Regions from separate parts of the Mus musculus genome. Here all the other regions are linked to region 1. A link is a loop called in an ENCODE intact Hi-C map of the cell type or tissue named here. Cell type or tissue: left cerebral cortex. All regions are shown on one strand. Region 1 holds the start of Gm31298 (a long non-coding RNA gene). Region 2 overlaps Klf16 (Kruppel-like factor 16). Region 3 holds the start of Mknk2 (MAP kinase-interacting serine/threonine kinase 2).

What was found. Peaks named below come from ENCODE experiments on the same cell type or tissue, not always from the same donor. Only the 100,000 strongest peaks of a DNase experiment are listed, where the experiment ranks them.
Region 2: it touches region 1 in a loop (3-fold over the local background); 13 of 42 quality-filtered maps call a loop at or near these places.
Region 3: a loop joins it to region 1, with 5 times the contacts of the local background. A loop is called at or near these places in 15 of 42 quality-filtered maps.

The regions. Positions count from the first base shown.
Region 1 is chr10:80,619,711-80,627,710 of GRCm38, forward strand. It overlaps Gm31298 (a long non-coding RNA gene), which reads right to left and starts at 3,037. Exons shown (of 3, transcript XR_871877.3): 1 at 2,767-3,037. It also overlaps a transcript of Csnk1g2 not described here. In left cerebral cortex, CTCF peaks have their summits at 2,165, 4,180 and 7,277 (motif pointing right); DNase peaks (open chromatin) are centred at 1,370, 1,618, 1,963, 2,442 and 5 more places; H3K4me3 peaks cover 3,477 bases; H3K27ac peaks cover 3,506 bases.
Region 2 is chr10:80,562,008-80,570,007 of GRCm38, forward strand. Klf16 (Kruppel-like factor 16) reads right to left here. Exons shown (of 2, transcript NM_078477.2): 2 at 5,114-7,215. The coding sequence ends at 6,914. It also overlaps a transcript of Rexo1 not described here. Among named protein-coding and RNA genes, the nearest start is that of Rexo1, 4.4 kb to the left of the region's middle. In left cerebral cortex, a CTCF peak has its summit at 4,486 (motif pointing right); DNase peaks (open chromatin) are centred at 4,519, 4,896 and 7,851; H3K4me3 peaks cover 1,383 bases; H3K27ac peaks cover 3,715 bases.
Region 3 is chr10:80,671,083-80,679,082 of GRCm38, forward strand. Mknk2 (MAP kinase-interacting serine/threonine kinase 2) reads right to left here and starts at 5,211. Exons shown (of 14, transcript NM_021462.4): 1 at 4,999-5,211; 2 at 4,742-4,858; 3 at 846-933; 4 at 654-755; 5 at 477-574. The coding sequence starts at 4,792. In left cerebral cortex, no CTCF peak of the experiment used is centred here; DNase peaks (open chromatin) are centred at 3,024, 3,612, 4,471, 4,659 and 3 more places; H3K4me3 peaks cover 3,899 bases; H3K27ac peaks cover 5,307 bases.

The DNA.
Region 1 (8,000 bases):
TGGTGAATTGTCACAAACTAAACCTCACCCTGGGCCACAGAAAGTGTGTCTCAGGCCAATGTGGACCTGCACAGTGCCAATCAAAACAAACTCAAGCCCAAGCAAACAGTGTAGGTGCAGGAAGAACGGGAGAAAACGCCAGCATTTCAGAGAAGCAACTGAGCCAGCAGCCTGATCGAAGCTGCACATAAGCAGGAATAGTTCCAGCTGACTTCACTGGCTCTTTCTGCCATTTAAAAGACTTTGTGACGCGGCCTCTGTAGCCCAGGCTAGTCAGTGTGAGATTACAGTCTATGGGCTCCAACTTGACTAGATGTGGATTCCGGACAACCTCATGGTTGTCAGGGGAGGATCATCCGCTCAGGGTTGGCCAATCAGAGTGGGCAAAGGGGTCAGGCTAAATTATCCCAGGGGAGGATCTGATTGGATTGTGTTGGGCCAATAAGGTAGGTTGGGTGGTCCTGAGGTCCAGGAGCTGGGTACTGCAAAAGCTCCTCCTTCAGGTGTCCCCTTCTTTCTCCCTGTTACCCCACTGGCCCTCACTGCTTCACAAAAGCAAGAACTGTGGTTTCACCCATCTTGCTCCTTCCCCACCCCACTTGAGCTCATACCACTCCCTTAGCTGCAGCCCTGAAATGGTTTGAGGACACTCCACCCCACTACAGCTGACATTGGGAGGTCGTAGTATCCGCCACTTAGAAGCATGGGAACAGGGTGTTGTTAGATGAATCCATAGTCTTTCTCGAAACCTTCAGTGTCTATATCGGAACATAGAAGGGAGTCTTAAATGAGGGAAACCGAGACTCCCCAGCCTGCAGCAGGCAACCTGGGGCTGGTCCAAGTTCTGCAGGGACTGCCCTGCCAAGAACAGTCTCTTGTACCTAGTTGGGAAGATAGCTCGCAGTGTTTCATTTACTCTTGGATTCCCACCATGTACCCACAGGTCTTGCCATTAACTTAAAGTTAGAGGAAGACAGTTGAGGACCAGAGAGGGCGATTGGTCTACAGTCACATGTGTTGTTACTGCCTGGACCGGCTCTAATCCCGGCCTCAACTCCTGTATACTTTCAGCTCCACAGCCACTCGCTGGTTTGAAGACGTAAGTTACCAACCCGCCCATCCAAGGAGGAGTTCCTGAAGAGTAGGGGGATAAAGTAAGGTCATGATGTCTGCAGAACGAAAAGTTTGACTTCTCCAACATCTGTGAGACTGTGTTCATTAACTGATTCATTCAAGCAGTCATTGCACATCGGTTGAGTACCGTGTGCACACTCCTGCTCTGACTCCCGGAACACAGACTTGAGAGGAGACACACACCATCACACCACAGCTCAGGAGAGAATCATGTTGTAGCAAGAAAGGGAAAAGAGGCTGCAGTTGGACTTCTCTACAGCCAGCAACTTCTGGAGGTGTGCTCAGCTACTTAAAAGCTTCACATTCAGCTTTCCCGGTGGATACCATAATCACCCCTTGCTTTTTATTTTTCTTCTAAGCCCTAAGTGATGAGGGAGAAGATGGGGTCTGGCCTTTCCAGGGGCTACCTGGCCAAAGCAATTTATTCTCTGGGACTTCACCACCCATGCCATCATCTGACACTTGGGCTCCCCTCCCCCAGGTCTGAGGAGTCCCTGGATAGTTCATCGTTTTTAGTCTCGGAGACTGAGGATTTATAACTAGATTTGTCGCCTTCAACATAATATGTCCACCGCAGAGGCTGCAAGGTTCATGGGGCCAGCCTCCTTACATCAGGGTCTTGGGCAGCACAGGACTCACACAGGGACCCTGCTTAGCCGCCACCCCCCCCCCCGCCTTTATTATCGTGATGCATGAACAAGCAGGTTGAAAGATGCACCGACTGAGTGCCAGTTGGAAGCAAAGCCTGTGCTAGGCGCAGGAGGCTGGCAGGGGAGCTGCCATTTGGCCCCAGGTGACCTGCTGCAGGATTGGGACCCCAGAGGTTCTGGCATCTGGGAAGATATGGCCGTGCAAAAGAACGAAGAAAAAAACTAAGGATGAGGGGGTCATGTCTGTCATCCTAGCACTTGATGAATGAGGCAAAAGGGATTACGAAGAGTTGGGGGGCAGCCTTAACGACATAGTAGGGCTGTCTCTAAAATTAAAAAAAAAATCAAAATAAAATTTTAAAGAATTAAAACCGAGACAGGCAGTGCTGACTCTGACCACTTGCCGCTAACCAAAAGCGACATTTTGCTGCGGTGCGGACCATTAATTTTAGAATAGTATCTTCTTTTATGGAAACAACTTCCGGATCCAGCGCCAACCTCAACCACCACGGAGATCACGCCCCTCTATAACGCCCACCGTGACGTCAGGTGGCGAGACAGTGACGTCACAGACATGGTTGTGGGTTGGCGCCCGGGAGACCGCCACGCGTCTCCATGGCAACGAAAGGGTGCTGCCAGGCGGATTGCGTAAGCCCCGCCCCCACAAGGGTGGGTCCGCTGCTGGTCCTATAAACAGCTCAGGTACGCTCCCGTAGTCATCAGTCTCTGGTGTCCCGCGGGACCTGCAGACCAGCGGCCTCGGCTTGTCCGCAAAGCGCGGCGGCCGTAGCGCGGCGAATCCTTACCAACAGGCGCCGTCGCAAAATGGCGTGTCCACTTCTCGGTCACGCCCCTACGTTTTGATAAAGCTTCGCTCCCCTCTTCCCACCTACACCCTATTGTGGTAAAGCTACGCCCTACCAGCAGGCCACTCCCACAACCATCGTAAAGCGCTCAACTTGCCTCTAGGCCACTCCCCTACCTTGTGGTTAAAATACCGCGCTCATCTTCAAGCCACGCCTTCACACTGTCGTAAAACTTCACCTTCGCCTCAGAGCCACAGCTCCGACCGTCGTAAAGCGCCGCGCTCCCCTCCAATACCGTACCCACACTGTCGTAAAGCCGCGTTCCGTTCCTTAAGGCCACGCCCCGCGCTGTGACGTAGAACGCGCACGCCTCTCGCGGCTCGGGTTGCGACTGCGCAGTGGAGCGCGGAGGCCGCCGCCCCCCGCTGGCGGACGCTGGCGGCGTAAGGCGCGCGGGGGCTCCGCGGAGCGGGCGCGGCGGAGCGGCGGAGCCCGGCCCTCTCCGCCGAACATGCCGAGGCCGGCCCCGGTAGCGCGGGAGCCGGAGCGGGGGCCCGAGCCGGAGCGCGAACGTGCGCGGGGCCCGGAGCGGGGGACGCCGCGCTGCTGAGCTCGGCCACCGCCGCCCGCGGGCCCCAGGCGGGGCGCAGGTAATGTTGCGCGCGCAGGGTCGGCCGTGCCCCACCCCCGCCGCGTCGGGACCCCGTGACTCCCACTGACCCCGGATAACCCCACTCCGCACCGGGTCGAGCATGGTGTGCACCCTGCGTTTCCTGACTGGGTTTCTGCACCCGGCGACCCCCACTTCCGGTCACCCTGCCTCAGTATCCCTCACTGTCCCTGACCCCACCTTTGCTCTGGCTCTCTGGTCCCTGAATTCGAATGGGCACTGTTTCCTGGGTGCTCAGCTCACCTGCGACACCCAGGCGTCCCCACTTCCGGTCACCCTCCCCCGAGACCCCGCATTCTGCCTCAGTGTTCCATCTCACTTTGACCCCATTCTTGTTCCTGCGCTCTGACTTCCAAGTTTCCTGTGTCTCCTTCCTAGGTGTTCAGCTCACCTGCAACCCCCTCCCACGTTTTTCTCCGTGTCCCCCGATGTCCCTTTCTTGTCCCTAGATCCCTCTAAACACCTGGTCACCAGGCCTCCTGCCATCTGGACTCGGCTCCCTGTCCGTCCACACTCCCAGCACTTCTTCCTGATGCTGACTCTTTACTGTTTGTGGACCTGATGGTTTGTTGAGGGAGAAGAGCTGGGGGTCTTAGGGACAGGGACAGAGGGTCCTGTCTAGGTGGAAGAGGACCTGTTGCTGAGAGCTGCTTGGGAACTCTAGGCCCAGCTGCCTGCGCCCTCCCCCTTCCGCTCTGGCCACCGGCTTTGTTTTCCGGAAACACACGGTTCAAGGCGGGAGGGGTGAGATGTCTGAGCAGGCTGCCGGATCCCCTGCTGGTCCCCCTCTGCCTCAACTTTGTGCACGGGTGACTGTGACTTTTTCAATAAGAGATGGAATTAGAAAGAATGTCTGCAGAGAGCGGTGTTTGTAGTGTCCTGGACTTATAAGTTGGGGCCAGATGGTTTTCATCTTGGTGGCCTCCTAATGGCAGTTTGCAGGAAGCAGTCTGGGAGGTGGTGTGTAGGTGGAGACCTGTCTGTATCCTCTCCGGCTCATCCCTCAGGGCTCTGGAGGCAGATGGGGATCTTTGTCTAGGGGGACTGTGGGAGCTGGTGGGTGGAAGGCACAAAGGCCTTGTTGGTGTAGGAGAAACCCCAGCAGCCTACAGAGATTGTGTTAACCAAGTCAGGTGCTAGGGTGAACACTGTCTGGGCCCCTCGGCTGCCCCGGGGGATTTGCTTGGGTGTAGAGGAAAATGGTGTCTGCGGGTCTCTCTCTGCACCAGAGGTGTGTGGTACTGGCTGGTGGGTTCCTTTCCCAACCCCCAGATCACAGGGATGCAGTGCCTGTCTGCCTGCCATGTGTCTCCCAGGCCTGAACTAACACTGCTCATTCCCCACCCTTCCTACAAAGGCTGAGCCCTGCTCATACCCTGGGAGCCAGGGGACATGGGGGGAACTAGATGGACTGAGCAGAGCACTGAGGACCCCAGGGAGGGCCAGATCTAGATGCTCTAAAGCCAGCCTAGGCTCCAGGGCCTGCTGCAAGCTAGTGGGGTGAGATGTAGTGTCTGCATGCATCTTACTCCTGGGCCTGCTTGCTCAGGAGAGGTGGCCTCTCTTCTGCTTTGATTTTACCTTGGAGTGGTCACATCCAAGAGGCCAGGCAGCCAGTGCTGTCCACCATGGTTTGTAGTATCATGGGATTGTTGTGGCTTTTCTGTAATCATACAGTCACTGCCTCTGGCAGAGGATGTAGGTAAGATGTTTGGTAGTTGAACTGCTCCCACAAGCCCATCCGCATCTTTGAGGAAGCCAGCATGCCCATTTGAGAATTGGGACAAATGGCGGTGTGCCAGATAAATGCAGGAGACCATTTGTGTTCCTGGGGAGCTTACGAATGAGGGATGCTTGTGCAGAGATGTGTATTCACTCAGTGGCAGGACAGATACTGTGCTGCATGGTGGATAGTTTTTATTCTGTGTGACTTCTTTCTGCTGAGATGCACCACCTAGGCCCTTTCCACCCACAGCAGCTGGGGGCTGGTGAGGCCCTGCTCTCGCCTGTGTGGTAAGCCAGGTGGGAGGAGTGAGGAAAAGTAGGATTAAGTGTCCTGTAGTGTAGCCTTTGGTGTCAAGATGGCATAGGACAGGCAGTGGCTTTCTTGTTATCTGGGGGACAAATGGGGCCATGTGAAAGAGCCCTAGCCTGGAGCTACATCATGGTGGAGAAGTGGGTAGGACTTTATTCAGGTTCCCCCACACATCTGTTGTCCAGGGCCTTGGTGTACATGCTCTTGCTGGACCCAAGCTCTGTCCTTGTAGGCTGGATATCAACTTGCCAGTCAGTGCCCTGGGCAGTCTTTGCCTGAGAGCCTGTTAGTTGATGTTGGCACAGCCATAGGCATGAAGCTCACAGAGTTGTCTATGCACTTAGCTGAGAGCTGGTGAGCTGAGAAGACCCTTAATCTGGGGCTTGTGTGGTATGGTGTCCATGAGGTGGCCATAGCACCTTTTATAGAGGGATAACCTGTTCCATAGAGGAGGACCACCTGATGTTAGTAACCCTGGGGCCAGAGGATATGCTGGTGAAGGCCAGGATGGCTGCACTCTGAGGAAGCCCATCTTGCATGGCCCTGTGGGTTAGGACACATCTATGCCTTTGCTATCCTATCCACTCCCTGTCACCTGTTACATTCAGAGCTGGGCAGTAGTGCTTGTGTGGGAACCTGCCCATGAATTGCTCTGACCTCAGTGGGTCAAAGTTGTCCCCATCCTGGTCCCTGGGAGGTGTCTTGATCTCAAGGTGTGTGGTGTTGGGGAACCTCAGCAGGTCTCCACTCAGCTCCTGAAATGCAGAAACATACCTGGTCACCTGAGGAGACACTCTGGCTGCTTACCCTTGGGTGGTGGGACAGGTTCCCTAGGCCTATGGGACCATCAGACTCTATGGACTCCGTCTCTCTGTGCTCTGCACCATACACTGCACTGTCACCAAGAGGCTCCGTTCTGGGCAGAGAGGGCACAGAACACTCAGAACAGGTGGCAGTCAAAGAGCCACGCCTGGGACCCACAGCTGTCAGATCTGTCCTCTGGCTGTATATTTATGTCCATACACAAACATGGCAGAGGAGCAGGCCCTGGTCCCCAGTCCTGAGGGGACTCCCCTAGTACCTGGTGACAGCATGAGGACAGCATGATGCTTGGCATTCCCGCCCTCTGCTCACTACCATCCCAGGCCACATCTTTGGGCGCTCCCATCAGAGGCTAGGTGTTATGGGTAGCTCCCCATCCTTGCTGCTCTGAAAGAGACTTGGAAATTGATCTCACTTAGGACCTAGTGGTCAAGGGGCCATTCTTTCTGGTTAGCCTCCATTCCCCTCCTGAAGGAGCAGACTTTCAGGTTGCCCTGGGCCTCTTATCACACCCTTGCCCCTCGGAATAGCTCAGTGTCACCAGGGCAAGACAGATTGAGGTCACATCCTGTTAAAAGACAGATCTTCCAGAGTCTCTGACATGGGTCAGAGTCCAGTGGCAGCATGCAACCTCACATTGAATCTGTAGTGAAAGCCGGAAACCAGGGGACTAAAGGACGTTGAACTGTCTGTGCCAGAGGGAGGCCTATAGGTGTGAGTCTCCAGCCAGGGCACCACCCACTGACTCCCAGGTGGGAAGAAACCCCATCTTGCTCTTTTTAACTTTAGATTTGTGAGACAAGGGCTTAAGATGGTCTTGAACACTAGATCCTCCTGCTGTGGGTCCTGAGTGCGGTGGTCACCGAGCCTGGCTCTTTTGATGTAGGATCTTGTGTTGTAGCTCAGGTGTATACGTGGATGGGTGCCTATGGAAGTCAGGGCAACTTTGGGAGGTTGTTTCTCTCCTTGCACTTTTGGTTTTGACACAAGGGCTCTGTGTTGTGTAGCCTGGCTGGCCTGGACCAGGCTCCTCCTTCCACATTTGATACAGGTTGTCAGATTGCCATGGCGAAACTCAGCAGCCTGGTTATTTTTGTTTTGTTTTGTTTTTAAGATTTTATTGTTAATATGTAAGTACACTGTAGCTGTTTTCAGACACACCAGGAGAGGGCATCAGATCTCATTATGGATGGTTGTGAGCCACCATGTGGTTGCTGGGATTTGAACTCAGGACCTTTGGAAGAACAGTCAGTTCTCTTAACCGCTGAGCCATCTCTCCAGCCCAGCAGACCTGATTTGTTTTTTGAAATAGAATTACAGCCAGGCAGTGGTGGTGCACGCCTTTAGTCCCAGCACTTGGGAAGCAGAGGCAGGCGGATTTCTGAGTTCGAGACCAGACTGGTCTACAAAGTGAGTTCCAGGACAGCCAGGTCTACTCAGAGAAACCCTGTCTCGAAAAACCAAAAAAAAAAAAAAGGGGGGGGGTGTTTACAACTTCTGTAGCCAAGGCTGGTCCTAAACTCACCATATAGACCAGGCTGGCCCCTAAACTCATGCCTCCTTCAGCGTCCTGAATGCTGGGGCATAGGTTTGTGGCACAACACCCAGGGAAACTGTCCTTGACTCTACTGTAGGTTATTGATGTGGTGTCCCAGGTAGCCTGGGCTGACCTCCATGTATCTGAGGATGGCATTGAACATCTTGGTTCCTGGGATTTGATCTGTGCATGTTCTCCTGGGGTTACCGTGGGAAAAATTGAAGGTACTCCTGGGGCAGCTAAAGTAACCCGTAGCTTAGGCTTAGGCCTTGTAGGGTCTTCAGGTGTGTATACAGGTTAGGGGAGGGGCATGGGAAGCAGGAACACAGGGCAGGCCTTGCCAGGA
Region 2 (8,000 bases), 58 kb before region 1:
ATGGTTATGAACGGTCATGTGAGTACTGGGAACCGAACCCAAGTCTCCAATTGCTGTAAGTGCTCTTCACCACTGAGCCAACTCTCTAGCCAGGGTCTTAATTGGCTGAGGTGCCTATCCTGAGAAACCTACCTAATTGATGCTCAAATAGTCACCTAACCACGAGGGGTATCAGTGGGGCATTTCTTTTTTCTTTTTGCCGTGCCTAGATACATACACTAGACAAGGGCACTCCAACTAAGCTACACTCTGGAAATATATTTGATTTTTTTTTTTTTGTTTTTTTGTTTTTTTGTTTTTGCTTTGTTCTGGGGTGTTTGGAGGGAGGCGACACTGTGCACCCGCATGCAGAGGTTAGAGGAGCATACAGCTTCCCACCCCTTTGTTTAGTCTTCCATTTTCTTTCCTTTAAGACAGGCTTCTTCACTGAAGTACTTCAGCTGGGCAGGCTGGCTAGCAAGCTCCCAGCATCTGCTTGCCTCCACCCCAAAGCCTAGGGTGGCACTCACCTGGTCATACCCAGCTTTAAATGGGTGCTGGGGATTAGAACTCAGGTCCTGAGACCTGTGCACAGCTTTCTAACCCACTGAGCCCTCTCCCCAACCGCTTTTCTGTTTTGCTTTTGATTGAGGTAAGGTCTCATGTAACACAGACTGGATGGACTTGCCCATTACACAGTGCTGGAGATGAAACGCAAAGCCTTGTGCTTGCTAGACAGTTACTCCAGTCACTGAGCAACATCCCCAGAACCCCTCTTTCTGTTTGTCTGGACAGGGTCTGGCACTGTAGCCTAGACTGATCTTGGACTTCTGACAGTTTTCCTAAATGCTAAGATTACAGGCCTGAGTCACCATGGCCGCCTGCTTTTTAAATTTTTAATCAATTTATTTGGTGTTTATTTTAAAAGATTCTCCTTCTGCACTCCAGGCTCATCTCATTTTCAAATCTATAAAATCCATCTGCCTCAGCCTCTGGGATCCTAGGATTACAGACTTGAGCCAACACATGCAATTTTGGAAGGGTATTCTACCAGCATTTAACAATTCTCACAGAGAGAAGTCACCTGGATAAGCACTGGTGCATGACGAACATATGACATAGGCCCTGGGTTATTACACAGCCTCAAAAGCAATTCTGGTGGTGTACACCTATAGTCTCAGTCCAGTGGAGGTCGAGGTGGGAGCACACCTGTAATCTCAGTACAGTGGAGACAGAGGTGGGAACACACCTATAGTCTCAGTACAGTGGAGACAGAGGTGGGAACACACCTATAGTCTCAGTACAGTGGAAATAGAGGTGAGAGATTGACTCAGATCATTCTCAGTTACACAGAGAACTCAGGGCCAACCTGGGTTACCTGGAAACTGGTATTTTAAAATAAATAAAAGCTGGTTTTGTTTTGTTTTTCTGGGGTTTTTTTTGTTTGTTTGTTTTGTTTTGTTTTTTCAAGACAGGGTTTCTCTGTATCACCCTGGCTGTCCTGGAACTCACTCTAGACCAGGCTGGCCTCGAACTCAGAAACCTGCCTGCCTCTGCCTCCCAAGTGCTGGGATTAAAGGCGTGTGCTACCACACCTGGCTTGTTTGTTTTTCTGAGACACAGTTTCTCTGTGTGGCCCTAGATATCCTGGAACTCACTCTGTAGACCAGGCTGGCCTAAACCTCACAAAGACCTGCCTGCCTCTGCCTCTTGTGTGACAGGACTGTAGTCGTGCCACACCACCACCCACCAATAAAGATGTTTTTCAACATCTCTGGACTCCCTCAGCTTCCCACTCCCCAGGACATTGTTGGAATCACTGGAGCCAGAGCGTCAGATTGGGAGCTATGGAGATGGATGGTGGAAGCTGAAGCATAGCCTTCGAATGAGCTTCATGGTGCTGAGCTATACATGGAAATGAGGTTTAAGTGCACTTTCATATTCTGTGTGCCTTTATACAACTATTATCAACAACTGAAGGGGGCGGTGACAGGGCAGCTGTAATTTGGGGTCCAAAAGCAGGAGCTGTAGGTGACCCCAAGGCAGGGTCCCTCTATAGAAATACAGTCAGCCTAGCAGCAGGGCACCAAGATCAGCAAGAGGTGTTCCAGATGTGGCCTTTTCCCAACAAAGTTATTTGGCAAAGAGCCTGAAACAGTACAGAGATTGCTTCTCACGCACGGTAGAAGAGCAAAGGGAGCCGACCCAGGCATGGTTACTTCTCAGTACTGTCACATATAACTCAGCCTCTGCGAATATAGTTATCAGGATAATGTATGTCTCATCTCCGACCTCTGTCAGACCAGAGGTCCAGAGCTGGTGTCCCGGCAAGACAACCTGCAGCACAGCACCTGTCTGCTCACTCACCCGGGAGTTCGAAAGAAAGATCCAAATCTTTCTGCATCTGGCGCTGTTGTCCAACTCATCACTGCTGAATGATGGTGGCTTGACATGTGTTTTCCTTTTCTTGGCCTTGAACTCAACCATCTTACCTGGCCTCCTGAGTAGCTGAGAATGACAGACCCCCTAGGCTATTATGTTTGGGGTTTTGTTGGTTTTTTATCGGTAGGCTGCTGTGAACATTCTAAGCAGTGAAAATGATGTTGAACCTCTGATCCTTGTGGCTCCACCTCCCCAGCCCTGCCGTGCCCACCTTAGCCACACTTATGATCATGAAGAGAAACATAGGCAGAGGAAGGAACAATACAGCGCTTCCAGAACAAGTTGGGCTTGTTTCTTGTTTGTTGGTTTTGTTTTGTTTTTGGGAGGAGGTTGGAATCCTAGGCGGGGATCCAACCTGACCATGCCCCCAATTCCTCACTAGGGGCCTGTAAGGGGGTTGTTCTGCCACACTCTTCTCAGAAGGATCTCTGAAATAAGCTCAGAAATGGAGATGGGAGACCACAGAGCTGGCCAAGTACCTTTAGGTGCTTACCAACAAAGATAAAAAGCACACCACTAGCCGGGCAGTGGTGGAGCACGCCTTTGATCCCAGCACTCGGGAGGCAGAGGCAGGCGGATCTCTGAGTTCGAGGCCAGCCTGGTCTACAGAGTGAGTTCCAGGACAGCCAGGGCTATACAGAAAAACCCTGTCCTCGAAAAACGAGAAAAAAAAAAAAAAAAAAAAAGCACACAGCCACCCAGGAACTTAAATATGCGTGTTCATATCAGCACTAATCACAGAAGCCAATTTTAAATTCAATTCACAATCTGTGCATTGACAAATGAATGATGAACACGGGAGTCTTGCTCAGTCCTAAACTGAAGAATGGCTGTGACACATGACAATATAGAGTGGTTGCCAACACCTTACTGAGACCCTTTAATACATGTAGTTACTCATGTGGTGACACCAGCCATTAAAGTCTTTCATTGCTACTTTGTAACAGTAACTTTGCTACTGTTATGAATCGTAATGTAAATCTGTCTTAGTGACCCATGTGAAAGGGCTGTTGGACTCCCAAAGGAGTCGAGACCACTCACTGGTGTGGAGATGTTTGGTGAGAGAACCAACACAAAAGGCCAAGGGAGTAAGGGACTCCACAGAAAACATCCAGAACTTGGGGTGCAGACTTAAGAATGATGGCTAGGAAGGGGAGGGTACAGCTTATGGAGTAAGAGCTTATTTAGGCATAAAAGAATGTTCTGGAATTAGTCGGGGCAATAAAGCAGAAAAAGGCAAGAGTATGTAGTTGGTGCATATAGTGTGTGTGTGGGGGGGAGCAGCTCCTTCTAGAATCCCTCAGTGAGGCGGTGGGGGCGTGGCCAGCAGTTGAGACCCTCTTTAATATATGCAAAGTTCTGGATTCCGTCTCCAGCACCATCGAAAGTGTTAAAAAATTACTAGAGGCAGAGTTCTGGGGAGCTAACAGCATTTGCGGTTCTGCTGTTGGAGCGGATAGCTAACCACATTTGTGGAACTGAGGGCCGCGTACATGCTAAACAAGCTTTCACCATTCAACTGCATAGCACGAAACTGCAGAGACTCTGAATGGTACAAGGACCACACTGTGACAAGGCATGGGGACACCATGGCAGGCGCAGAGATGGAGCACACGGGCATCCGAAGGCGGCCCTGGAAATTCTTGTGTCTTTTGGATGTATCTTGCTTCATGCCAGCTCCTGCTGGTCTCCTGTGCTTCCTGTAAACAGGGGGAAAGGTCTGAGGTCCTTGGGAGTTAACTCCATAAGCAGTTGGAGCTTTTCCGTGATGTCCTCCCCTTGATCGAGTTGCAGGTGGTGGGTGATTCAAGATGGTTTTTGGTCCAAAGGAAGCCAAAATCTGATAGGAAGTATAGAGGACCCCAAAGTGGGTCAGAGAACCATGAAGGAGCTGGAGAAGCCAATGGGCTCATGGATACCTATGCAGGATGGTATGAATAGCACAAAGGCTAGGGGTTCGCCCCACCCAAGCGCTCCAGGAGGAGCCCATTTGGAGACCCTGCAGGGTGGAAGGCTACACCAGGGGAGTGGCCGCCCTGAGCCAACATACTCGCAGTTCTAGCGTTGGCCACTAGGTGGAGCACAGCACCTCCTCTGGCACAGCAGGTGCAATGGGGCGACTCAACTCCACCCCACCCCGTTGTTCCAGGTCCCAGAGCTCAGCAGACCTCTGGGATCTGATGTCTTTTTCTCAAACAGGGATTTAAGGTCTCATTGGTTCATAAAAGCTCTCAGCCTCTTAAATCCCCGCTCACACCCCTTATTCTGCACCAACCTAATTCTAAGAGTATATGCAGTAGGCATTCAACTTGACATAACAAGAATGGCTTGCGTGGTGGGGGAGGTCTTGAGGGACCTTTTGACTAAAGCTTGTTAGTTCCTCCCACTATGTGCAGCTCTAGGGGTCCGTCCCCACCCCCACCTCCCCTGCTGGCTCCAGAAGGGGGCGGGAAGCGGACGCCCCCAGGCACCCTGTCACCAAGCTCTGGTTGCTGGGTAACGGGGCAGGCGGGTGCGCAGCTGCACCAGGCGTGGGTGACTGAATTGTGCATGCTACTGTAGGCAGCCCCCCCCCCCAGGGCCTCAGAGGGTACTAGCACAGCTGGAGTATATAGGCAGGCTGCCTCAGTTCCCCCAGGATGTAGCTGGGGACCCTAGGGATCATGAGTACCAATCAGACAGACAGAAGGGCAGGTTTTTAAAAAGGGCTTCTTTAATTTAAATATATGGGTGAGAGGCCAGGCGGAATGGAGGAGAGGTGCCCCCTACAGAAAGAACAAATAAATCCCTTAGGACCCTTGTCCTGCCTGCCCTGCGTTCATCACCCTTCAATGGTTAGACCCAAGTCCCAGTTATCAATCAGAACCTGAAGTTGGGGGGCTGGGGGAGGACATCACGGAAAAGCTCTGATTGCTTATGGAGTTAACTCCTAAGAACCTCAGTCCTTTCCCCCTGTTTACAGGAAGGACAGGAGACCAGCAGGAGCTGGGATGAAGCAAGATACATCCAAAAGACAAAAAGAATTGGCCCCAGCCCCCCACCCACCCTGCAAACTAAGGCATCTCATTTCTGTGGCCAAAGAGAAGGGGCAAATGGAAGTACCCAGGAGAGGAGCTGGCCCAGGGCCCTCAGCCCAGCTCCAGAAGGGTGACCTCCCTCATGTAGGCTCAGGTAAAGGTAGCATTACCCAAAGCCTCCCTCATTTCATGATGGAAGATTCTGGAACAAATGGGAATGCCAGTAAACCCCCCACAGCCAACACAGGGCAGCTCAACTTTCTCTGTGTCCCCAATTTCTTGGTGTGTGTGTGGCAATCCCTAATTGCCTTTCTAGAAAAGAAATCCAGTCTGCAGTAGTAGAGGATCCTACTGTAGACTCTCCTGAGACCTTCCCCACTCACCCCTGAGGATGACGGCCACACAAGGGGACCCCCACTGGAACATGGAACTCAGAGCCTGAAAAAAATAAATCTATCCTGTGCAAAAAAAAAAAAAACCCGAGCTACCCCAGAAGGTCCAGGAGCTGAACGCCCTGTTCCCAATCCTGGAGTCCAAGGCCACCCTCTGCAGACACCCGAGAGTGTGGAGCACATGACGGCAGACCAGAGCCCTGTATCCATAGCCCGATGGCCGCAGGGGTCCTATAGATTGTCTGAGACGCAATGCCACAAAGGCCAAACTCAGGGACCCTAACCCAGTGGGAGTAAGGAGGCTAAGCCCCAGGCACCAGACACCCACTGTCTCTCTCACACATATGCACACCCAGATAGGGGGAGCCAGGCCCCCCCACACCAGCAGTCAGAGAGGACAATAAATAATTTCTTTCCCATCTGCCCAGCACCACACCCAAGGTGAGCGGGGATGTGGGGGATGCACCTCCACGTGCCCCACCTGTACCCCACAGCCCTAAGTTCTCTGAAAACTGTGGGTCTCCTGTACCCCTGGGGCTGGGAGTGGGGGGCCCTTATTGAGGGCAGAACCTATGGACACCTGAGATTTGAGTACCCATGGAAGGGGGTCAGCCAGGCTGCACCCCCCCCATTTCCCTGAACTTCCGCCAATGGCTTTCAGTGGAGTGGGGACAGGTAGGGGCCCATGGGAAGCCCCAGTCACCTATGGCTCTGTGTACCTGTGTCCCAACCTGGAGGGGTGACTAGGGGGCTGAAGACAAGGAGTGGGGTAGGCTTCATGCCCAACGCCACCCAGGAGGGAAAGCAGAGGGTGGCAGGAAGGGATGGGGGGGCCTGCCAACTGCCCATTTGGGGTCCCTGCAGAGGGGACAGGACAGTTAACCATGGCTATTTACAGACAGAACCTGAGGCCACCTCCCAGGCCCCCCAGGTGACCCAAGTCCATTCTCAGTCCCCTTGCTGCTTTCTTGAGGTGGGCTGGAACTCCAGGACACAGGCTCTCCAGAGGACAGATGTGTCCCTTGATAGAAATCCCTGCTGAGGCCCAGTAAGGAGGCCACTCAGGGTGGACACGTCAGGGCTCTACAAGCCAGCAGGAGCTGGGCTGGGGACAGGGCTAGGTGTGGGGCTTCCAGCCAAGCTGCAGGGCAGCGAGTCGCTGGGCGAGACGCTGCGGGCACCAGGTCGTCGCAGGAGTTCCGGGCGGAAGCCGGGATGTCGCCGGGCGTGCTTGGTCAGGTGGTCGCTTCGGGTGAACCGCTTGGTACACAGGGGGCAGGGGAAGCGCTTCTCCCCGGTGTGCGTCCGGTGGTGGCGGGCCAGCTCATCAGAACGGGCGAACTTCTTGTCACAGCCAGGCCAGTCGCAGGCAAAGGGCCGCTCACCTGGACAAGGAAGAGTAACCAGTGAGCACGTGAGCGCGGGCAGGGGATGGGTCCAGCTATACAAGTGGCCCTAATCAACACTCCTTGTCACCTTGCTTCCATCTCCTCCACTAGAATGACAGGCATGGGCCACCGAACCTGGCTGGTATTCAGAACCCAGGGCCTGCTGGGGGAGTATTCTGCCCATCGAGCTACATTCCGCAGTCCTATAGGTCTGTGGGAGGGTGGGGTCTTGGTAGCTGCACCATCTAGCCTAGAACTGAAGGCAATCTAGCCTCCCAAACACTGGGCCACCATGCCCCTGGCTAGCCTGTGTCTCTTTGGACACCACTCTGTCGTCTTCTGACCAACTTAACAGGTCCTCAGATGTGCTCCCAACAGTGTCCAAATCGCACAGAAAGAACGTTTCTCCAGGTCCTTCCCCGACACCCTGGGCCACCTGCAATTTTGAATCATCAGGCCCAAGCTAGTTTCAGCCCGTGGATCTGAAGCTGGGGTGCAGCTTCGCGATCTCATACTCTACAGAGGTAGGAAAGGTCAGGCAGCAATTCCAAACTTAGCTTAAATTCAATTCCTGAGGGGGAGGGCAGAGCGCCTAGGGGCGTGGCCTCAGGGAGTAGAGCCAGTCACACAGCAATTACTGCTGGACAGGGGCGGGCCTACTAGGCAACTTCCTCCACAAACCACTCCCACCGCCCTATTGGCCTCGCCCCGGTCCCCGCCAGCCCAACCAAGCTCTCTGGTCCTCAGGAGGCCCCCACAACACCAGGCCTCATCTTGTGGTT
Region 3 (8,000 bases), 51 kb after region 1:
GAAGCCACTATCCAGAGCGGCAGCCTCACCCTGACAGGCACCAGGCTTCCCTGGTCATGAGGGTGACTGGTTGGCCCTACAGGGTCAGGAGGCTACATCAGGGCCTGGCAAGGCTCTAGGTATATACAGGAGTGGCAAAGGCACACAGGATTCTCTTGGGGACCTGCATCGGTTTGTAAGCCTTAGTTAGGCCAGTCACCCTTAGAGGCAGAGGCCCAGCCTTAGGGACAGGTGGGCCAGCATGGTCTCTGACATAAGTTTCCAGTTCTTGATAGCCACGCTAGGGCTTGCTAGCCTCCAGAACATGGAGTGATCAAGGGCCAGCTGTCATTGTGCCTTTCTATGACTCTAGGTCTGACCTGGATTCCCAAGGTGGCCAGTCACAAGTCTTAGGGCCATTTTTAGACACTGGTTTTCTGAGGCTGTCATCTGAGGACTCAAAGGCCACTGGCCTCTGGGGGCAGACCCCAGCTTACCTTGACAGCATATTCCTGGTTGGTGATGAGATTGACACAGGTCTGCACACGAGCGTGAGCACCTTCCCCCAGCACATCCTCCTGCAGCTGATAGACATCTGGAATGCGAGTGGAGAGGTAAGGGACTATAGCCCAGCGTCCCTTCCCCAGAGGAGCTGGCAGCTCTCTGCAGCTCACCTTCGAACCTGCCTGAGAAGCTGTCAGTAGCCCGACAGCGCTTCTTTTTCCGGCCTCTCTTCTTGGCATCTGGGATGTCAATGGGCTGGCTGGAAGGCATGTCTGTAGAGAAGAGAGACCCAGATGGTATGTAGTCTGCCTTAGCCTACTTCCCCAGAGACCCCATGTCCTGTCCACCTCCTGGGGGCTCACCAGGTCGGGCTTCACACTGTGGGCTGAAGTCAGAGTCCCTGTGCTGGGCGAGGTCTAAGGAGAAGGCCAACTCGAAAGGATTCTGCCCCTGTTGAAGGGGAACATGTTCAGGGTGGTTCTGCCAGAATGCCCCAAATGTGCAGCAACCTGTATAAATGATCACCCCGTCACAGTGCTGAGACCAAGAGCAGCTGGCCGCCCTACAGGCACACAGGCTGCAGCAGGCTACGGCTGCTCCTCACCCAGCACGGAGGCATCACAGGAGTGTCTCAGAGCCTCAGTGGCACAGAACTGTGGAAGGGAGGCAGAGTCCCTTGGAGTCCATAGAATACCGACTCAGGGGTTTTACTAGGAGACAGTGGGCCATGTGGCTGTCACCTGCTTCTGTTACTAGTATGGGGTAGGAGGAGGCCAGAGACACCCCACAGAGAACGACCCAGTCATGCCCACCACACCAAGGGATCCTGTCTCCTGACTGGGGAACGTGACCTTTCTCTCCAGCCTGGGGCTGACTGACAGGAAGTCTAAACCACATGGCCCACCTCATCTGTTCATGGGTAGCATGGGAACGCTTGTCCAGCCAGCTGACTGAGGGCTGGCCTAAGGGACAGGCGTGGGATCAAAGGTGGGGACATTGGCAGGAGAGCCTGGGGCAGGGCTGCCAGCTTGTTTTCCCACAGCCTCCTAGGTTATCTCAGGGCCACACCCTTGGCTTTTGGGCCTCAGTTTCCCTGTAGCAAGGGAGAACACCATTTCTCCTCCCTATGTTGCAACCTCTCAGGGAATGTAAATGCGGTACCTGACTGTGGAAAGGCTCTGGAGGTCAGGGGCAGGGACCCTTTCAATTTGCTCTGTGTATCCAAAGCCTCTATCTCTGGAGGACTGCCTACTCCAGGGGCCACCAATTTGGTACACGTAGCCACTGGTAAGGGGCTCACAGACAAGGCACCCAATGGTATGAGTGTACAGGGCTATGCCCAGTCCATAACCTGCAATGTCTAAAGGTCCTTCTCTGGGCAGCCAGGGTTCAAATTCATACTTATAGTTCAAGTAAGACACCAAAGGACCTAGCTGCCAGATATGTGGAAGACCTTAAGACTGCTCAGGAGAGGTGGGAGCTAAAGGCCAGAGAAACCTGGTTTGAACAGGAGCATGCTGAAACAAAACACGTCCTCATGATGGCTGCTGCTGGCACCTCGGTGTAGTGCGCAAGCTGGGAGACTGAGGCAAACTCTAGCTTTAGAGGGAATAACCTACCCAGAGAACAAGGCATGGGCTGCAGGTGGGTGTGGGGAACGTGGTTTAAATCACCCCTTTCTTAATATCCACAGTGGGAGGGGCTGACAAGAGGGTTATCTGGGAGAAAAGTCTCTCGACAGAACCCTAGGGAGACCCCAAGGGGCTACAGCAGAAGGGGCCAGATACCTGGAGACCAGCAGCACACAGCCAGAGAGCAACATTGGTACACCTTATAAGCTGTTCTGCTCCCAGAACAGAGAATCGCCACTAGGAGACTGGCACAAAAGGGGCACACTAGCAGGTCATGGGGAACAGGGCACACAACCCCAGTGCTCTGATAAAACTCGCTGCCTGCAAGGCCCGGGCATCAACCTGCACCACACAAGGTGGGGGATTGGTGAGCTACAGAAGGGGAGGTAAACCAGGTTTGAGACCAAAGGCTAGCCAGGGCACCTGCTCCATGACCACAGCCTGGTGACCTTCCTCTAAGTATACTGTCATGAGAGACAGGGAAGGGCTGTCCCCAGCTCTGGGAACCTTACAAGGGTGACAGGGGTCCAGTAGAACCTCTGACATTATAGTCACTGTCCCCCTAGCTGAAGACTGGGACACATGGGACAGCCAGAACCTAGCACAGGGATTGGCTGGCTGGAGCACACCTTTCAGGGAGATCCCCAAGCGCTAGCTTACAGTCTTCCAGCTTGCACATTAAAGACAGGAAAACAGGGCTGGGCTCTAGCTGAGTTCATAGAGCACCTGTCTGGCAGGCATGAGGCCCCAGACTCCATCACCAGTACCTCTTAAAACTCCAGAAAGAAAACCAGAAACCCAGGTAATAAAGCAGGCGGCCTGGCGGGTGTGTGTGCTATCTGACTAGCTGCAGACTGAGGCTACCTGAGCAGCAGTAGCCTGGCTTCCAGAAGCAGCCTCATAGGGTGGGGTCCCAGGAGGGAGTTGAGGTACCAGTCCCTGGCCACCTACAAGGCTGCCTAACAGCCAGCTCCCCACAGTCCCAGCTCAGTGCAGAGCCCCACAGTGGCCACGCAGAGGGCAGCTTGCAGTCCCAAGTGCTGTGTGGGCAGTCCAGTCTGGTCCAGCCAGCCTCCCCTGGGTCTGGCTGAGGGCCTTGAGTCAGCAGGCCTGGCAGGAGGCGGCTCGAACCATCTAGAAAGCCAGGGTTTGCTTTGGCAGCCTTGCTGACCCTCTAGGCTCAAGCAAAGCCCCAGGAGGGCAAAAAAAAAAAACCCACTGTAGGTGACATTCTTGGGTCCATCTCTCGTTCCTGCTCAGCCCCAAATCAAGCTGGCCAAGGATAACAGGCATTTGAGGCAGGGGTGGGGCAGTTGGCCAGGGGCACTGGCTGGACAGGCCTGGGAATTCTTCCCTATCTGCATGCCCCTCCCACAGGGGTGCAGGCACACACATACACACTCTTGCCTTCTCTACAGGGCAACAGGTCCCTGCCCCAGGAAGCCATTACATAATCCAGCCTTCTGGGTGGGGTGGGCAGGCTGACATCACTGCGTCCTTTAGGCCAGGCCCCAAGTAGGGGGCTCTGCCTAGCACCCTGCCCACCTTCACCACCCCCAGATATACTCATCTAAGGTAAGACTCAATCAGCCACCATTAATAACACTACAGAAACTTCCTGTTCTGATAAGAAATAACACTTTGGGCCTGGGGTGTCTTGAGGGAAGGTCTCCACAGGCCACCACCAAGTGTGGAGGTTGCAGTGGGGCAAAGCATACCCATGTGCCAAAGGGTTTCCCCAACAAGGCTTCATCCCCTCTGATCCCAACCAACCGCACAGGCCAGCTTGAGACTACAGTGGACAGATACAGGGTTTCCCTGGAACTATATACACAGAAGTAGGGGAGACGGGGCTGAGAGACTGCAAGGAACATCCAGCCACTGACCACAAGCCAACCTAGGGGAGCTCACAAAAGAGAGAGCTAGGACCTGCTGACGTGCTTTCATCCAGAACAAGGCCAACCTGGGGGACACAGAAAGTGTGGGATCACATACAGAAAGTGGGTGGGGAGCACAAGACTGAGATCAGGCTGATGGCGAGGGACATAGAGCCACCAATCAGTGGTGGGAGTGGGTCCTGAAAGAAAGAGCTACTAGGCAGCCGGGGACAGGTTGTAGCCTGCAACAAGCACACACTGCAGGAAACAAATGTAAAGTCCATCAGAGACCACATACAGAGGTAGGAAAGCCCGGGCTGAGAAACTGCTAGGGACACAGCCACAGATCACAGGGGAGCCTGGGGCAGTTCATGAAGAGTTAGTAGGCAGCTAGAAGCAAGGCTGCAGCTTACTGACTCTCCCAACCAGCACAAGACAGGCCTGGAAGTTGCAAGGAACAGAAACACTCGATTTGCCTAGGATCACACACAGAAACAGACGACTGTGATCGGGCTAACTGCAAGGGACACAGAGCCACCAATCACAAGCCTGGGGGTGGGGGTTGAGGGTCCTAGAAGAGAGAGCTACTAGGAGGATGGGGACAGGGCTGCGGCCTGCTGACCCCCACCACCTCCAGCACAAAAGTCCAATGCAAGCACCCCTCCCAAGCCCTGCACCAGCCTCCCGAGTAGGCTCTGCTTATCCGTCGCACCCGTCACTGCAATGGGACCCCCGGACAGGACCCCTCACCTTGAACGAACGGTGGAAGCCCTGAAGTTCGGCTGTTCTCTTCTGCACCATCTTCAGTCCGGGCCCCACCAGCGGGGGAGGGGACGCGGGGCCCGGGGGGCGGCTTGGGAGGCGACCCTGCGGGCGGAGGAGACAAAGGACCGAGGCTGAGAGAGGCGCTCGGCCGGGCGGAGGCGGCCGGGGCTCGGCGGAGCTCCCGCGCCTGACTCGGGCTTCCTTCCTCCCTCGGAGAATGTCGCCCTTGGCGCCGCGCTCACCGGGGTCGGACACCGGCCGGGGTCGCAGCGCCGTCACCTCACCTAGCACAGCCCGGACCCCGCTCCGAGGACTGCGCGGGGAACAGCGCCGCCACAGCCACCGCTGCTGCTGCCGCCGCCGCCGCCGCCGCCGTCGCCGCCGCCGCCGCCGCCACCGCCGCCACCACCGCCACCACGGACCCCTCCACTGGGCCGCTGCCGCCGAGAGGAGCCGCGCGCGCGGCCGGCGCGGCCACCTTTATAGGCGCGGTCCCGAAGTTACCCCGCCCCTCCGCACCAGTCTCCGCCTTTCTCAGGGAACAGAGGAGGCGGAGCTTCCAGGAGCGTCGAAGGCCGCAGCGAGAAGAGCACGCCGGGGAATGCAGAATACGGCTGCGCGCTCCCGTTTAAGGGGCGGAGCTTAGCGGGGAGCGGAGTGGAGCTGCGCAGCGACCGTGTTGGCGACTCCAAACACGGCTGCGCACTTCGAGCTGGCAGGGGGAAGGGGAGATTCCGAGGGAAGTGGGGCGCGAAGCTTCAAGCGCGCCTGCGCACTCCCACGGTGGGGGCGGAGCGTGAAAAGATACTCGACTGCAGCCGCGTGACCTGGCTGGGGGGTGGGAGAGGACTGTGTGGAGAGGCTGGTGACCAGCCTCCGGAGTCGCCTGCGCCTGCGCAGAAGGGTACTGAAGGCTTCAGTTTGGGCCGTGAGGCCGCCTTCTCCTGTGTCACAGTTGGCCCGCTGGCTTGCGCGCTGCAGGTTCTGCTCCCTGTCCTTGAGCCGGGTGCCGCGTTCAGCTGCCGAAGGAGGGCAAGCCAGCCCTAATTTTACTGAATACTGATGCCCTTGTCCTGTGCTCCAGCTCTGCAATCCGTGATGAACCCTTCTTGAACCTCTTGGGTCCTTTGCAGCCCTCGGTGGGGATAGCTGGGACAAGAAGGGGCTAGGATCCCCGATTCAGGTTCGGATACAGTCAGACCGCGTTGTGCCTGCTGCCTCGGCTGCTTCCGTGCACAAAGAGGTTGTTTTCCCTCTTCAGGGTAGTTTGTCTACAAGTTTTTACCACCACCCTCTACTGAGGCTGGAGCCTCATGAACCTCAAGCAGCTCTTTGTGTGTTTGTGTGCACTCACACAGGTCCTCGTCCGTGTGAGTGTGTGTGCCTTATGCATACAGGTGCCTGGAAAGTCAGAAGAGAGGTGAAATTACACGATGCCTGATGTGGGTGCTGGGCTGTACCCTGGGTTCTCTGTAAGAGTAACAGTTTGGCTTAACTTATGAGTCATCTGTCTGACTCCCGAGCCTCATTGTCGTCATTAGTGATTGCATTGGCAGAAATGTTTGTCTCTAATTCAGATTGTCATGCCTGTACAAGGTTCATTACCTGGACAGATTTGGGCAGGGGATAGAACTTCAGCTCAAGGCAGTCAGGGATCAATTCCTGGCAGACTCAAACAAGGGTCTCTACTCAGCTGTTAAAGGAGTTTGCCACCAATTATAGCCTGAGCCCATTCCTGGGACACATGTAAGAGAAATAGCTTCTACCTGTGGCTAGCTGTAGCATGTGTGTGTGTGTCCACGGGGGCCAGCATGTCTCTGTAGTTTGGGGCTACCTAGCCAGATCCTATCTCAGGCTAACAATTCAAATAAAACATGACACCCACATTCAAGCGTGGCCCACCTGGGTCAGCCGTTCACACTGATGGCAGCAAATAGCTCTAATCTATTTTGTTTCCTGCAACTTAGTTCAAATGCTGGGAAGAAAAGCCAAATTACAAAGCCCTCGTTAAGGTGTGAGTTCTGTGCCCTAATCCAGACCTGTCCTGAGACTGCCTCCAGGAGCCCTGTTAGAAATAGGGAAACAGGGGAAGCTCACGGGATAGGAAGCTGTACTTGACACGGGTTACTTCTTCCTGGAGTCCTTACCAGTCACGAGGCTAAACCTTCAGAACTGGGATGTGTGGCCCCTGCACTGCACACACCCTGTGCAAAAAGTTCTGTGAGTCTGACAGCCAAGTACGTCTTCCAACTTGCAAATGGCCACCTGGAGTCTACATGGCTGCTCAGAGGGAGCCGCCTTTTACCACACTTTTATCTCAAAAGGGCAGCCAGTAGGAACAGGAAGGGGATGTTCACCCTATAGGCACCAGGCAGGGACTGGGAGCTGCTCACTCAACCCTGCCCTGCCGTGCCCAGGCAAGCTGCCAACCTGCTGTCAAGTCTCTCCCTCCAGCCGCCTGTTTACAAGCTAGGCTCCCAGCGGTGTGGGACTCTCAGAGGCCTCCCAGCGTGGGGGTTGGGAGCTGGGGTGACAGGAAGGCCTGACTTCCCCTACTGGCTCAGCCTCTGCCCCAGGAGGATGTCACTGGCTCTTTGGCAAGGGATGCCTGCAGGAAGCCCGTGTGATACCCTCTGTTTCCTCTGTCTTTACAGACTAGGCTTGGCTGGCCAGGTGAGGGGTTGGTCTAGCCCGAGTGAAGGATAGACATGGCCAGGACAGTCAGGAAAGGTGGTCCTAAGCTTACCCCCAACCCCAGGTTCCCAGGGGACGTGGCCAACCTTGGAAAGGGCTTAGGACTGTCCAAGGTGTTAGGCCCAACTGGGACCACCAGAGCTGTAGGTTCAAGCAGAATCTTAGGGAGATCTTACAGAGGGAAGAAAAACAGGAAGTGAGGTGGGGCCCCAGGCCAACAGCCTCAGCTTCCCGCTTGGCCCAATTCCTAGCAGGCTGGCTCCTCCTGTCTCTCTCCTTCCTTGCCAGCGGGTTAGGAATAGAACCCAGACCTTTCCACCTGCTAAGGCAGAACTCATTGTTGAGCCACGCCCTAAAGCCCTTCACGGGGGGGGGGGGGGGGGGGATTTTTATGCAGTGGCTCCTCCCCGACAGGGGCTCCACCTCTGACCACGCCCCCAGAACCTTTTGTTTTGTTTTGTTTTGTTTTGAGACAGGGTCTTTGCTTAGCTCTCATCTAGAGTCAAGCTTCCCATGGCCCCAACCATCGCTACTCTGGGGTGACAGGAAT